Regions from separate parts of the Homo sapiens genome. Here region 1 is linked to region 2. A link is a loop called in an ENCODE intact Hi-C map of the cell type or tissue named here. Cell type or tissue: endothelial cell of umbilical vein. All regions are shown on one strand. Links, peaks and the distances in the headings refer to the core of each region. The heading gives the core; the rest is flanking DNA.

Evidence for each region. Peaks named below come from ENCODE experiments on the same cell type or tissue, not always from the same donor. Only the 100,000 strongest peaks of a DNase experiment are listed, where the experiment ranks them.
Region 1: it touches region 2 in a loop (8-fold over the local background); 7 of 110 quality-filtered maps call a loop at or near these places.

What each region holds. Positions count from the first base shown.
Region 1 is chr21:32,560,954-32,563,868 of GRCh38, reverse strand. CFAP298-TCP10L (CFAP298-TCP10L readthrough) reads left to right here. Exons shown (of 12, transcript NR_146639.2): 12 at 1-377. It also overlaps the pseudogene RNA5SP490. Among named protein-coding and RNA genes, the nearest start is that of TCP10L, 23 kb to the left of the region's middle. RefSeq lists enhancers at 957-1,748, 1,749-2,540. In endothelial cell of umbilical vein, for the core only: a CTCF peak has its summit at 1,320; a DNase peak (open chromatin) is centred at 1,318; H3K27ac peaks cover 310 bases.
Region 2 is chr21:32,477,365-32,480,279 of GRCh38, reverse strand. All of the region lies in intron 4 of EVA1C (eva-1 homolog C), which reads right to left. Among named protein-coding and RNA genes, the nearest start is that of EVA1C, 66 kb to the right of the region's middle. In endothelial cell of umbilical vein, for the core only: no CTCF peak of the experiment used is centred there; a DNase peak (open chromatin) is centred at 1,389; H3K27ac peaks cover 1,584 bases.

The DNA of each region.
Region 1 (2,915 bases), core at 204-2,703, 83 kb before region 2:
GCTTTAGGGCAAGGGGCTGGGTGAACAGTCACTATAATATTACATGCATAGTTCTTTGAAAATGTCAAGGAAAAGGCCGGGCGCAGTGGCTCACACCTGTAATCCCAGCACTTTGGGAGGCCAAGGCAGGCAGATCACGAGGTCAGGAGATCGAGACCATCCTGGCTAACATAGTGAAACCCTGTCTCTACTAAAAATACAAAAAATAAAAAATTAGCCAGGCGTGGTGGCGGGCACCTGTAGTCCCAGCTACTCAGGAGACTGAGGCAGGATAATGGCATGAACCCAGGAGGCAGAGGTTGCAGTGAGGCGAGATCACGCCACTGCACTCCAGCCTGGGTGACAGAGCGAGACTCTGTCTCAAAAAAAAAAAAAAAAAAGAAAATGTCAAGGAAAACTATTTCCCATGGATTTTTAACTGCTTGAATTCAGGGCAAAGAAAACAAGAAAACTTGAGTGTAATATTAACAAAGACCCTTAAAAAAGATGTTATATAAAAAGAAAAATCACAGTCCAGTGAAAAATACATGAAAAATTCTAAATAACATTTTAGCAAACAAAATCTAGTGATTATTAAAAGTGTAACACAAAAAAGGGAGATTTTTCCCAAGAATGTAATAGTAGTCAAACATTTTATCAAGACATTTAAAAATAAGCATAAAAATAGATGTCTGAGTGCTATTTATAAAATTCAAGATCTATTCCTCCCATCCAAATACTAACCAGGCCTGACCCTGCTTAGCTTCATGAGATCAGACAAGATCAGGCGTGTTCAGAGTGGTGCAGCCATATTCAAGAAGAACTAAAAAGTGTAATAAAATAAGAACACAAGACTATCACTGAAAAGAAGTTCACAATTTCATGCACACACATGAAAAAGTTATAGGCCAAAAGCAATATAGACATGAGAGTCTAGGGGAGGTTAACAGCATCCAGTCTGGAGTCCGAGTACTTGAGAGTTATTCTAAGTTTCTCATTTCTCTGTGATCTTGAGCAAGTTATGAAATTCTCTTTGCCTCAATTCTTTATATTGTTAAATCAAGTTTAGACTAAAGCTGCCTTTTAACGTATTTTAAGTTCAGCCTAAAGGCTTCTCTGTACATAGTGAACTTTAACCTAAATGAAGATGTAAACAGACTGAAGCCTACTTTTGTGCCAATCACCAAGTTTTGGCCAATCAAGGGCTAACTGTTCAAACTATGTTCAAATAAGGCAAATGCCTGCCGAGCTGCAACCAATTTGGTTGTTTCTGTACCTCACATCTGTTTTCTGCACGTCACTTTCCTTTTTCTGCCTGTAAGTCTTCTACCACGTGGCTGCGCTAGAGTCTCTGAGCCTACTCTGGCTCAGGAGGCTGTCTGATTCACAAATTGTTCTTTGCTAAATTAAACTCTTAAATTTAATTCAGCCAAAGTTTTTTCATTTAATAGGTGGCATCAGAAGTGAGATCCAAAGTAGATCCTCTGATGACCCCCATGAGTGCTGAGTGACTAAGCAAGGTACCCACTGGACCCACTGAGGACTAAGCTCTGATATTTTTTATCTTGCTCAAATTCCTATCTAAGGGGTCGGATTGGATCTGATAATTAGCTGGCTTGGATCCAGTTATAGGCCTCTTATGTCTGACTGGGACAGAAAGAAACCAGTAGTAAATGGCAATATTGCAGGGGGTGTAAAATTTGGCTTTTGGAAATTCATGGGGATTTTTCTATTCTCCTCTTTGTTTCATTTTTATTGCAGGCTTAGATAGGGAAAAAAATGATTAGCCAAGTTGATTAAGGGAACCTGATCTCCAAAGCCAATATTTCAGGTAAAGATGGAACCTTTAGTTTTGGAAGAACTGAGTACCTTCTGGCTTATACATGCTGTGAACCCCAAATATTTGAGACAGGCCTCCATTAATATAGAAAGTTTATTTTGCCAAGGTTGAGGATGCGCACCTGTGACAGCCTCAGGAGGTCCTGATGACAAGTGCCCAAGGTGGTCAGAGCACAGTTTGGTTTTATACATTTTAGGGAGACATGAGACATCAATCAACATTTGTAAGATGAATATTGGTTAGGTCTGGAAAGCCAGGAGGGGGCTTCCAGGTCATAGGTAGATAAGAAACAAATGGTTGCATTCTTTTGAGTTTCTGATGAACCTCTCCAAAGGAGGCAATCAGATATGCATTCATCTCAGTGAGCTTAGGAGTGACTTTGAATTAGAATGGGAGGCAGGTTTGCCCTAAGCAGTTCCCAGCTTGACTCTTCCCTTTAGCTTAGTGATTTTGGGGCCCCAAGATTTATTTTCCTTTCACGATGCATAAGTATGAGGCCTCAGAAGCAGCAAAGTCTTACAGAAATGGTGAAATCTTACTAAAGATAATTTACCATGGAAGGTTCCAAATAAACAACACTGCACTGAAGAAATGCATTTGAAAATGAGGCCTCCTGAATTAGTCTCATCTAGGGATGCCTATTGATATGCAGAAGCTTCTAAAAAGATTTCAATCTTTTTATTTAAAGATTTTATGAAAGGCAAATAAAAAGCTTAAGAAACTAATTGATAAGAAAAATTAAATCTGCTAATCTTTGCTTAGTTACTATTCCACCCTAAAGGTGGAAAGAAAGCTATCCTAGATAAGGTATTTATAAAAGTTAGGCCGTCAGGTAAAATAGGCTTGCTTCTTGTTCCGACCTATCCATGCGGGAGGCCAGCCATAGAGGATGCTTTTTTGACTCTGTTCCCTAATGGGTTCCACCCTGAACTCAGTAATTTTAACTAAGAAACAGTGGTTACATTAAAAAGGACACCCTATTGAAATAAAATGCACCTTTCTGGAATTTAATTGGCTACCTTGAAACTCTTTTGTAAAGGAAATTTACATCTATAAAGGAAATCTCAATTTGTAGGGATGTCTGCCAATGTACAAT
Region 2 (2,915 bases), core at 110-2,609:
AACCAGGCTGGAATGTAGTGGCACGATTATTGCTCACCACAGCCTCCAACTCCTGGGCTCAAGTGATCCTCCCACCTTAGCCTCCTGTGTAAGAATCCAACCCTATTTATAATACTCTTTTGTCAGACATTCAGATGATTTCTATTTTTTAATATTATAAGCAGTGCTATGTAGAATAATCTTACAGCTGAACATTTGCAAACAAGTATGATATTTCCATAGGAATTATTGGAAGTAGGTTGCTTTGTTAAAGGGTATTCCAAACATCAAGGCTTTTAATACATACTGCCAAACTTATCCAGAAAAAGTTTACCAAGGCATGCAGCTGCAAAAATTCTATGAGAGCACCCTGGGAAACCTATATTTTCTTAGTTTTAAGGATATATGCCTGACCATATTCCTTAAGGCTAACAGAAGAAGAAAAAAAAAAAAGAGTAGCTGGGACTACAGGTATGTGCCACCATGCCTGGCTAAATTTTTAAATTTTTTTTGTAGATATAGGGGTCTCACTATGTTGCCCAGGCTGGTCTTGAACTCCTGGCCTCAAGTGATCCTCCCACCTTGGCCTCCCAAAGTGCTGGGATCACAGGAAAGAACCACTGCACTGGGTTGCTTTTGCACTTTTCAGTTACTCTGGGAGTGCAAGAATTTATTTTAGTGAGAGTGAAAGAACCCACAGGAAGAGGCCCAAGACAACTCAGGTCTGATTCAGGTCTGACTGTATCTTTGTTGACACTGAGCTCTGAATGGTTCGCAGGATTCTGTTGTTGTTGTTGTTGTTAGTGGTTATTTCCCTCCAAGGCTGATTTTATTTGCACCTTCTGCTGCTTCTTTTTTCTGGGGGGTTGGGGAGGGCAGGGACAGAGTCTTGCTCTGTTGCCCAGGCTGGAGTGCAGTGGCACGATCTCAGCTCACTGCAATCTCCGCCTCCCAGGTTCAAGTGATTCTCCTGCCTCAGCCTCCCGAGTAGCTAGGATTACAGACATGCGCCACCATGCCCAGTTAAATTTTTTATATTTTTAGTAGAGATGGGGTTTCCCCATGTTGACCAAGCTGGTCTCGAACTCCTGACCTCAAGCAATCCACTCGCCTCAGCCTCCCAAAGTGTTGGGATTACAGGCGTGAGCCACCGCTCCCAGCCTGCACCTTCTGTTTCTGGCAAACTGCCCTCCACCCCCAATACATGTGATAACAAGATATTCAACCATTTACATTTTTACTTTTTGGCTATTACTTAACAGTGAAACTGAAGTTAATTACTCCTTCCAACCTGTGTTTATTTAGATAATAAGGCTGGCTGCTTAAGTGCCGCTGTCTTGGCAGTGGGAACCTCTGGCACCTCGATCTTTGGCTGAAAAGTCCAGGCCTGCCCACACTTGGCCTCGGAGTGGCCTTAGCCCAGCCTTTGAGGCCTATTGTGTGGTTTTTCTCATCTTCTTATTAAGGAAATAGCAGAATCCCTGGAGCTCACCCGGAAAATGTAAACCACAGCGGGAAATTATGCACCACAGTGGATGCCCAGACAGGGGGCACATTCTGAAGCCTGGCGGCCTCAGGCCCAGCCTTCGGGAAAAGCTCACTCCTGTCTCATGTGAAAATGCTGTTTTGCTGGTGTTCATTGGTCACCAGTGATGGTCACTTTCATGTCTTCCTTTCAGTTTCTCTTCTGCCGGATGAGGCATAAATTCTGATGGACCCCACCTGCTGTAAGATCTTTCAGAAAAGACTTTGGGTCAGTCTCCTTCAAGATTAGACATCAGGCTGGGCACGGTGGCTCATGCCTGAAATCCCAGCACTTTGGGAGGCCGAGGCAGGAGGATCACCTGAGGTCAGGAGTTCGAGACCAGCCTGACCAACATGGTGAAACCCCGTCTTTACTAAAAATACAAAAATATTAGTGGGACTTGGTGGTGCGTGCCTGTAGTCCCAACTACTTGGGAGGCTGAGGCAGGAGAATTGCTTGAACCTGGGAGGCGGAGGTTGCAGTGAGCTGAGATCGAGCCACTGCACTCCAGCCTGGGCGACAGAGTGAGACGTGGTCTCAAAAAATATATATATATATAAAACTTAATTATCTCTTTAAAGACCCTATCCCCAAATAAGGTCACGTTCTGAGGTACCGGGAGTTAGGACTTCAGTATATGAATTTGGGGAGGACATAAGTTAGCTCATAACAGCCTTCAAAAGGGTCCCCAGTGAGGCTCATCTCTTGGAATTCGTGCGTTTGTGCAGCCTCCTCCCACCGTGAACCAGAGCTTGTGTGGGGGACCAATAATGTATGGTGGCGGTGACAGCATATGGCGGAGGGGACAGCGTATGGCAGAGGTGAGGGTGAGTGAGAGCGTATGGGGGAGGTGAGAGCGTATGGCGGAGGTGAGGGCGTACGGGGGAGGGGAGGGCGTACGGGGGAGGGGAGGGGAGGGCGTACGGGGGAGGTGAGGGCGTACGGGGGAGGGGAGGGCGTACGGGGGAGGGGAGGGGAGGGCGTACGGGGGAGGGGAGGGCGTACGGGGGAGGGGAGGGCGTACGGGGGAGGGGAGGGGAGGGCGTACGGGGGAGGTGAGGGCGTACGGGGGAGGTGAGAGCGTATGGCTCCACCAGTTCTTTTGCATCACTTTCTCTGGGGGAAGCCAGCTGCCGTGTTGTAAGGACACATAAGAGACTCATGTGGGGAGAAACTCACGTTTCCCACCAACAATCAGCACCAAACCACCCACCCATGAGCCAGTCCCCTTGCAAGTCCAGCCCTCAGGGGACTGCAGCCCCAGCCACCATCCGGGCTGCAACTTCCTGAAACCCCGTGAGACTGAGCAAGAACTGCCAGACTACACTATCCCTGAATTCCTGTCCCACAGTAATAAACATTTTGTTTTAAGCCATTAAACTTGGAGGTATTTTACTAGAAAACGAATTCA